Regions from separate parts of the Homo sapiens genome. Here region 2 is linked to region 1. A link is a loop called in an ENCODE intact Hi-C map of the cell type or tissue named here. Cell type or tissue: endothelial cell of umbilical vein. All regions are shown on one strand.

The links. Peaks named below come from ENCODE experiments on the same cell type or tissue, not always from the same donor. Only the 100,000 strongest peaks of a DNase experiment are listed, where the experiment ranks them.
Region 2: it touches region 1 in a loop (9-fold over the local background); 1 of 110 quality-filtered maps calls a loop at or near these places.

Annotation. Positions count from the first base shown.
Region 1 is chrX:16,824,166-16,829,165 of GRCh38, reverse strand. It overlaps TXLNG (taxilin gamma), which reads right to left. Exons shown (of 10, transcript NM_018360.3): 4 at 902-1,072. Among named protein-coding and RNA genes, the nearest start is that of TXLNG, 40 kb to the right of the region's middle. RefSeq lists enhancers at 155-654, 1,785-2,300. In endothelial cell of umbilical vein, a CTCF peak has its summit at 2,838 (motif pointing left); DNase peaks (open chromatin) are centred at 835 and 2,725; H3K27ac peaks cover 3,802 bases.
Region 2 is chrX:17,533,215-17,538,214 of GRCh38, reverse strand. All of the region lies in intron 1 of NHS (NHS actin remodeling regulator), which reads right to left. The region is part of intron 1 of LOC101928389 (a long non-coding RNA gene); the gene reads right to left. Among named protein-coding and RNA genes, the nearest start is that of NHS-AS1, 23 kb to the left of the region's middle. In endothelial cell of umbilical vein, a CTCF peak has its summit at 2,789 (motif pointing left); a DNase peak (open chromatin) is centred at 2,794.

The DNA of each region.
Region 1 (5,000 bases):
GATGATTAAAAAGAAAAAACAAAAAATTCAAAGCTTACTTTCAATTCTTGCTAGGATATGAGTGTCAAAAGACCTTTACATGTCTGAACTGTTACCAGCCTACTCAAAATATTGATTTCCTATGGGAAAAAAAAAATACCACTTACTTTGACATCTAAATCCAAGGGCTCAAAAGCAAAGAAGGTAATAATGGCTCCCATACCAGGTGAAGATCCATTTCAAGAGTGCACTTATAGTCTAGGGCCTTGGGAGTTTGTTGGGGCATAAAGGGAGTTTATTGGGGCATAAAGGGCATAAAGGGAGTCTGTCCCATTCTAAGAGGCAGATTCCTTCCCACGGCTCTGCTCCTTTCCTTCTTCCCCTGTTGATATCAATGAATCTTTGGATACCTATTCCCTCTTCCTTTACAATCAGCCAAGGTATAAGTGGTTTCCTAAAAGTACTTAGCAACTGAATGGCTGGGGGTGGGCCAGTGGAACTGGGCAATGCTCCACCCAGGAGCTCAGCAGTTCTCCCTTCCCAGACTGTCTGTTACTAGTTTCTCATTTCACTGCAGCTTTTCCTACTTGGTGATCAGCTGTATCAGTGCTCAGCAGAAAACTGGCAATTCTGAGCTTCCTAAGCCATGGCTCTAAGCAGGAGGGCCTTGAGCGTAGATTCCCGGGAGCCAAGTATGAGGCAACTAAGGTGCTCTTCCTTGAACAGGAAACCAAAACTTACGTAGAAAGAATTGGTCTTACATTTACAATGACCTCACACAAGGCATCAGGCCAAGCAAAATAAAAAGCAAGGCAGTATCTGTCTCCAAGTAGAGACAAGGATTTATTTCAGATAGGCACAGGGTTGATTATGAAATCAGATAAGTCCCTCCTGAAAAAAACAGACAAATGAAGCAACTAACCTTTAACGTCTTATTGTGACGCTGAAGTTCTCTGCAAAGAGATTCTAGCTTGCTTCTTGCCAAGATAGCCTTGCTATGTTCACTCTGCAAGTGAACTTTCTCTTTCACAATCTGGGCTTGCTTCTTCTGCAGGATCTTCATTTGCTTCTGAACACTCCTGCTCTCCTCCAGCTAAAATTCATAAGCACTTTGTATTTAGGAAGTACAGTAAAAATCTTACAGTTATGGCTAGAATTATAATGAGAGCTATGGAACACATTTTCAAAAAGTCAAATACTATGGTTTAATATATTATTTAAATTGTTTCATGCCATGCTACACTGCCACCCTTCTCTTCTCTCCTCTTCCAGTTGTGACAAAAAAGTAAGCAAATTTAGGGCAGCAGAAAATAATCCATCTTTTTCTTTTTTAAAAAAAAATCCTTTAGACAGATTTAATTTTCACAACCCTTTATTATCCAGGTTTTATAGAAGAAATGTATAAGCCTGGAGACATTAATAAGTTGCCTAACATTCTTTAATTAGTACAGATAATCAGTAAGGGGTGAGGTGGGATTTGAACCCAGCAGCCTGAATCTCTGGCTTTCTTGACTTCCGTATTGGCCTGCTATCCCCTGGGGTCCTGAATTTTGCCAGCTTTCTGACTTCAGACACTGATCACAGATCTTCTCCCTGCTTTCAACCCAACAACTCACAAGCAACATGGGCTCCTCAACTTCCAGCTATGATCTTGTGCTTTTTGAAGGATGATGCCCTTCAACTGGATACCTCCTGCCCCTGAATTTTCCTGGGCCCACTGGGAACACTGCCCAAGTATTCCAGCCTTAACCCTTTGGAAAATAAACCAGCTCCAGTTCTAGCTGAAACCTACTCCAATGTTGAAGGCCAGGAGTGACTCAGTGCTAAAGCCAGGCATGTCCCGAATTGCTGTTTGCTGGGTGAATGTCTGTCTAGATCATTTCCTACCTGGCAAAAAACCCGCTGAAATCCAAATATTTTAACAATCAATTTATTGTGCTTTGGGGTTTTGATTTTTTTATTTTCATTATCATTTTTTTAGATGGACTATTATTCTGTTGCACAATCTCGGCTCACTGCAGCCTCCACCTCCCGGGTTCAAGCGATTCTCCTGCCTCAGCCTCCCGAGTAGCTAGGACTACAGGCACCTGCCACCACGCCCAGCTAATTTTTGTATTTTTAGTAGAGACAGGGTTTCCCTATGTTGGCCAGACTGGTCTCAAACTCATGACCTCAATTGATCCACCTGCCTTGGCCTCCCAAAGTGCTGGGATTACAAGCATAAGCCACCATGCCCGGCCGGGTTTTGCTTTTTTGAGATGGAGTTTCACTCTAGTTGCCCAGGCTGGAGTGCAATGGATCGCGCCATTGCACTCCAGCCTAGGCAACAAGAGTTAAAGCGATTCTCCTGCCTCAGCCTCCCAAGTAGCTGGGATTATAGGCATGCGCCACCACACCCAGCTAATTTTGTATTTTTAGTAGAAATGGGGTTTCTCCATGTTGGTCAGGCTGGTCTCGAACTCCCGACCTCAGGTGATCCGCCCACCTCGGCCTCCCAAAGTGCTGAGAATACAGGCATGAGCCACCGTGCCCAGCAGGTTTTTGTTTTTTTAAATGATGCTTTAGGAGTCGATACCATCAAGTTTTACACCCACAGGCTACTATACTGAAACAGTCATCAGAATCTAAAACTCAGTAAACAGCACTCAGGGTTCTTTGTAAGAAGAACTGCTGCAGTTTTGGGTATGGAACAAATCAGTCTGTTTCAAGGTTAAATCAACATGAACAGATAAGATGGCAGCCTTACTGACCTTTCAATAAAGCTTTTACTGAAAAAGAAAATGATGCTGAGTCACAATTTGAAGAGCAAGAGTGACATCTTGTGGCCTACCAAAACATATCACGCATCCTTACAGCCACATTTACAGATATTAAAAACACCTTTACTGAAATTCTTGCAGGAAAAAAAATCATTGTTTTTGCATAATTTTGTAAAGCAAAATTACTGCGAACTGTACACGGCTGCCCAGTTTAAGAGGCTGCAGGTCCGGCACATACTAGCTGTAATTTCACCAGGGTGCAGAGCTCCTGCCTTTCCTGACCCAGGGTTAGCGCAATCCTGAATCCGGCGTTCATTATTCCTTCGCTTTCCTTTCTATATAATTTCATTTCATCTGTGTGCACTTCTCTAAAAAAAAAATCCTTTTGGTTTTAGCTGTTTTGACTTTATTGTAGCTAGTGCAAATGAGGAATTGAAATTTTCATTTAATTTACACTAATTTAATAAGCCACATGTGGCTGATGGCTACTGTCTTGGACAGCGCAACTCGATTACATTGCTAGGACTCATCCACATTGTTGGCGTGTAGCTGCAGATCAGGACTTAGCAGATTTTTTCTGTAAAGGGCCAGCAAGTAAATATTTTAGGCACTGCAGGCCACATATGGTCTCTGTCACGTGTTCTTTATTTTTAAACATCTTAAAAATTAAAACCATTCTTGTGGGCAGTGTAAAAACAGACTTCGGATGCATTTGGCCCACAGGCTGTATAATATTCCACTTTTTAAAAACACAGCACACACACAAACATACCACACAAAGTGAGAACCTGTCTCTAAAAAATAAACAGTGAGCCATGATTGCGCCACTGCACTCCAGCCTGGGTGGTAGAGTGAGACCCTGTCTGAAAAATAAACAAACAAGTAGATAAAAAATAAAAACACACCACACATACACACAAAACTCTTTATTAATCCATCTTCTTGCATCAACAGGCATCTGGGCTGTCTCTAGGTTTTGTTATTACTCACAGTGGTATGAACATTCTCATGTGTTTCCTGGTATACACGTGTCAGGAATTTCTCCTCTGTGCAAACATCAGAAATGAGGTTGCTGGGCAATGATTTCTAAATGTTTGATTTCACATGACAATGGTGAATTGATATTCCCAACAGCAATATATAAGAGACCACGTAGATCCACATCCTCTCCAAAATGATCAGATTTCTTCATTTATGCCACTACAATAGACGTAAAATGGCATCTCACTGTGGTCCTAATTTGCATTTCCCTAATCACTTATCAGGTGGAACATCTCTTTGAATGTTTATGGACCTTTATGTTAAGGTATCTTCGTATCTTTGTTTTTCCACTTCTATGAAATGTCCCTTTCATGTCTCTCATCCAGCTTTCCATAGGGCTATTTGTCCTTTTCACATTAGTGTTCTTTAGATATTCTTGATACTAAATCGCCTGCTGGTTATATTTGTTGGAAATATGTTCTCCCCAGTTTGTAATGTCGTCTCACTTTTTTTTTTTTTCTGAGATGAAGTCTCACTCTGCTGCCCAGGCTGGAATGCAGTGGTGCGATCTTGGCTCACTGCAACTTCCGCCTCCCCAGTTCAAGCGATTCTCCTGCCTCAACCTCCTGAGTAGCTGGAACTACAGGCGCGCAAACACCATGCCCGGCTAATTTTTTTTTTTTTATTTTTTTAGTAGAGACGGGCTTTCACCATATTGGACAGGCTGGTCTTGAATTCCTGACCTCGTGATCCGCCTGCCTCAGGCTCCCAAAGTGCTGGGATTACAGGTGTGAGCCACCGCGCTTGGCCATCTTCTCACTTTTTTTCAGGGCATCTTTTGACGAAAACAAAGTTCTTAATTTCAATAAAGCAAATTTGTACAATCTTTCCTCTGACAGTGCTTTTTGTGCTATAAGAAATATTTCCTAAACTCAAGGTTTGAAAAATATTTATCTATTGATAAATCAAAATAATATCTACAAATTTCAAAGCTTAATTTTTGACATTTAAGCCTTTAATCTATTTGGAATTGATTGTTGCCTCTGGTGTGTAAGGATCTAATTTTACTTTTTCCTCAAAAGGATAACTTTTTTTTTTTTTTGGAGATAGCATCTTGCACTGTCGCCCAGGCTGGGTTGCCATGTGGCACGAACTCACTGCAGCCTCCAATTCCTGGGCTCAAGCAATCCTACCACTTCAGCCTCCCAAGTAGCTGAGACTACAGGCGTGTGTGCGTGTGTGTGTGTGTACAGGGTCTTGCGACGTTGCCCAGGCTGGTCT
Region 2 (5,000 bases), 710 kb before region 1:
GAGGGTGTGAGACTATATGAGTCCAGGAACCTTGCCAGCCTGCAGATGAGGAAATGCACAAACCTGAAATCTGAACTCAAGAAGTTCATGCTCCTGACCTGCCTCCAATTCCACCCTCTCTCCTCTCTGCGAAAGAGCCAAAGTCCCACTAGCCCTGGGAATGCTTGGCCTTCCGCAAGATGGGGGCACTGGAGGCCTCCACAGCCAGGCTGAGCAGGAAGCCCTCCTGCCCGTGGCTGGCTCTGCAATTCTCCCTTCCTGTGGATGTGCTGGGAACAGCTTCCCTTTTGTTTTCCCCTCTGATCCCCATCTGCTCAGCAACTGCCCAAATTCAATTCAGGCGTCGCGTGCCCCCAGCCTCCAGTCGGGCATTGTCTCTTAGGAATCACTCCAATCCCCCCAAACAAAAGCCCTCAAATCTGAATAAACCCTCTGACATCAGCCTGGCGGGTCAGGAAGCTGAGCAGGACAGTCCCCACTCCCGCCTCTTTTAAACCCTTTGGCTTTGCTGACCTTTGTCTAACCCCTAATGCAACATAGTCTCCTGTCACTGCTAGGCCAGACACCACATTTCCTACTTGACTTAGCCACTCTGCTGAGCCAACAGGCCACCTCCATTTTGGGGGGACCTGATACTTTTCTTTTTTGAAGTTCAACTTTGTCCTTTTACAGAAATTCACCTCCAAAGTGTCTGATTTTTGAGAAGTTAGCTCAGGATAGCACCAGGCAGGACCCTGTCCTTATCTCTGCCTGGGGCAGGCTAGGAAGCATATTACTGGAAGTTTTTCAGCTACATAATTTACTTCCAATTCACTTTGCTTTCTCCTCCTCATCCAAAGAGATTCTGTCTTCTTCTAGGTGTAGATTTGCTCCAGTTTAAACCTTTAATCACAGGAATTTCATTGTTCATTATGCTTGGATCACATTTAAAGATAAAGCTCTCATCTCCTAATGGTGCTTTTGATCGAACTTAGCTGGTCAGTTTTGCTGATTCCAAAACCTAACAGAACAGGCAAAACATCTACCAGAAACTTCACTTCAAGTTTGGTGCCATATACGTGCCCGAGATGGGACAGATGGAAGGAAGATGCCCCACTTATCCTTTTTTTGTAAATTGGTCTTTGTCTTGCTTGGACATGACAAGAGTCTTTGCTTTGCTTTCCATCTGGCAAGACTTTGCTGCTATTTCAATACATTTCATGACTCATATTTCAATTTATCTCCACAGTTCAATCACTTTATAGAAAATCAAGATTAGAATTCCCCAAAAGTTTCCTTCCTGGAAAAATTCAACTCACCATACACCATAAAAGCCTGGTAGCATGGTCTTCAAATACCGTCTTAGAATGGAAAAAAAGAGGCTTTGCAAAGAAACATTCTCAAAGGTTTCATGCAACGAACAAGAACAACTTGTTGATTAGTCAACACAGTACCCATTTATAGAAAGTTTCCTACGTGTCAGACAGTGGTTAGGTGTGTGGCATAAGTGAGACCTATCTTGCCCACACAAGAATATACTTTTAGATTTTCTTAAAGAAAAAGAAGCAATTTATTGGGTTCCTCTAACTTTTCTGTAAGAAAGAGAAAATCCCAAACCACCCCACTAGCAGAACAACAAATGGTTCAGGAATAAATCAATAAATCACAAATCTGACTCTGACTCAGAAGGAGCAACCCTTCCAGTACTTTTTCCTTCCCTCTATACTCTACACATGGATCTCTGACTAGGTAGAGACAGCTGGAGATGTTATTGCCCAGGGATGAGCTGGCTGTAAGAAAGAGCCAGTGCTTTTGGAACACACATAGGTCCGAATGCAAGTTTTTTGTTTGTTTGTTTGTTTTTTGTTTGTTTGTTTTTTTGAGACGGAGTCTCGCTCTGTTGCCCAGGCTGGAGTGCAGTGGCGCGATCTCGGCTCACTGCAAGCTCCGCCTCCCAGGTTCCCACCATTCTCCTGCCTCAGCCTCCTGAGTAGCTGGGACTACAGGCACCCGCCACCACGCCTGGCTAATTTTTTGCATTTTTAGCAGAGACGGGGTTTCACTGTGTTAGCCAGGATGGTCTTGATCTCCTGACCTCATGATCCGCCTGCCTTGTCCTCCCAAAGTGCTGGGATTACAGGCGTGAGCCACTGCGCCCAGCCCAAATGCAAGTTTTTAAAGTTCATCACCAGCTACAGACACAGGGAAGACCTGTCAAATGAATGAAGGGGGAACTTGGCCAAGGAGTTTAGGGAAGCAGAGGGAATGAGTTAAATGTTCCCTTCTTCGACATTTCAGGAAGGAGGCAAGTCAGTGGTTATTTCTGACAATACAGAATCTATTCAAGAGTTACCAGCTGGGTGCAGTGGCTCATACCTGTAATCCCAGCACTTTGGGAAGCCAAGATGGGAGGATCACTTGAGCCCAGGAGTTCAAGAACAGCCTGGGCAATGTAGCAAGATCCCATATCTACAAAAAGCTTTTTAAAAAATAGCCGAGTGTGGTGGTGGGCACCCGTGGTCCCAGCTACTTGGGGGGCTGAGGCAAAATGATTGTTTGAGCCCAGGAGTCCAAGGTTGCAGTGAGGACCTGTGATCACACTGCTGCATTCCAGCCTGGGTGACAGAGCAAGACCCTGTCTCTAAAAGAAAAAGTTAGCATTCGGCCACTCCTCACCACTCCCCAGACTGAAATATACCATGGTGGGCGCTATCCCAGTCTGAGGTTCTTGATCAATCAACTCACCTTAGGATGTCAAAACTAGAGCAGACGAGAAATATCTGTTAGCGGTGTTTGACTAGGGATGGTGCTGCCCCCTACAGGTATATGGCAGTGTTGGGGGTGCTTTTGGTTGTGACTAGGAGAGGGCCTTCCTTACTGCTTCTAGTAGGCACAGAGATTCTAGATGACCTGGAATGCTCAGTTCATCCCATGCAACAAATCATTGTTCCACCTGATCCACCTATCACACCCCAGCAGAAGCAACCTGTGACCATCATTTTATAGAAGAGGGACAAAATCTCAAGAAATCCCCAAGGTCAGAGGAAATGGTGGGATATGTTTGGGAGATGCTTTCAGGAAACATAGTGGGAGAGGGGGTAAGTGAGACGGGGAAGGGAAGGAAGCTATAAAGGTAGGTTATGAAACAGGTTTCTGCCACAGGCAACTGAGGTTCAATCTTGTTTGGAGACTCTGGGAGACACTGTAGTACACAGCTCAGAGCTGGCCCACCTGAGAAGTGAGGAAGCTAGGGTATTGATTCTCCAGCTCTCATCTTTCATTGACTGAAGGCTGTTCAGGAACATTAATCCCCAGGCACTCTGGGCCTGCCCTGCTCGAAGGCTGACAGAAAGCCCTCAGGAAGAGAACTGCAGACACTTGGAGTAGGACACTCTCCAGGTGTGCACTGGGACACCAGATGCCAAGAACTTGTGGGTGGGCACCAATAGCATCTGCTAGAAAAGCAAGGACAAACATTGAACATGAATCTGGGCACTTATTCAGTTCCTGAATCAAACAACCAGGGCCTGTGGAAATTGTTGGAAATGATTTTTTATAAACTTGCCTTTATGCTTGGAAGAGTCCATACAATTAAATTTTGGAACCCCACAGTGGATTTGGCCAAGGGTCTCTCATGAAGCCATAGACCCTGGGGAGTTGCCATTTATGGGGCCACTAGAGTCATTAGAGTCATAACTAGAATTTTAACTTCTCTCTTTGAAGACATTGCTGCTTTCTGAGCTCTTGTCCCTAACTTTCAAAACAGGAAAGCTACAGCAACACAAAAATCCACCAAGAGCCACCTAGGTCTCCAACATGAGGGCGTGTGCTGGCTAAGCAAAGGTAGCTATAGGCCTGGGGGAAGAAAAACATGGCATTACTTCCCAAAATCAATGTCCCAGGCATCGCTAACCACACTGGCCTCCTTGTGACCTTCTTCTTCAGGAGGCATTCTCTAATGTTCTCTCATCAAAATATACAATTTTCTGCTCATGAAATCAACTCATAGTCTCAATCCTATGAATTCCTTCCAAAGACCCACTGGCTGCCAGGGCATCATGAATGCATCCTGGGCAAAGTGTGTTAATGTGAGAGTAGACACACGTGTGTATGCACACACACACACACACACACACACAATGACCTTTCAGGCAACAGTCCGAAGAAGGCTTTCTTCCTCTCAGTAGGTTAGAGAACTCATCATCAAAAGGGAGAAAACAGTAAAATATCACACTTATAGACTCCCTTAATTAGGTTTTGTAATTAATTCTGTTAAGTGCTGACAAGACTTTTGCTCAAGAAAAGTGCATATTAATGGCAAGAGAAGAGAAACAACAATTTATTGGACATAGTGTTAGACATTTCTGTATTTATGTCATGTAATCTTCAAAACAGCCCTCAGAATAGGCATTACTATTAACCTCATAGTGCAGGCCATGAAAGCAAGACTTAGAGAGGCTGTGGGGGCTGCCCAAGGTCATGGGACCCAAAGGGCTGTGTCAGGAAGCAAACTCAGTTCTCCAAGACCCAAGACCATGCCTATGACCCCAGCCCTGTCCATCTTCCTAGCAGGAGTCATCACTTTGTGCTCAGTACTTGAAAGTGATTATTCCCTGATTGCTTTAAAAGTCATAATTTTAAAAGTCAACAAGGCCAGGGCCAGTGGTTCACACCTGTAATCCCAGCACTTTGAGAAGCAGAGGCAGGTGGACTGCTTGAGCTCCGGAGTTCAAGACCTGGGTAACATACAGAGACCCTGTCTCTATAGAAAAAATACAAAAATTAGCCAGGCGTGGTGGTGCATGCCTGTAATCCCAGCTACTTGGGAGGCTGAGGCAGGAGGATCACTTGAGCCTGGGAGGTCGAGGCTACAGTGAGCCATGATCGTGTCATCGCACTCCAGCCTGGGTGACAGAGCAAAACCCTGTCTCACTCAAAAAAATAAAAATCAACGAGCAACCTTACAAAAAAAGGTTGCCGAAAAATCTGTAAAGGACTTAAGCACACAGACTCACACACTG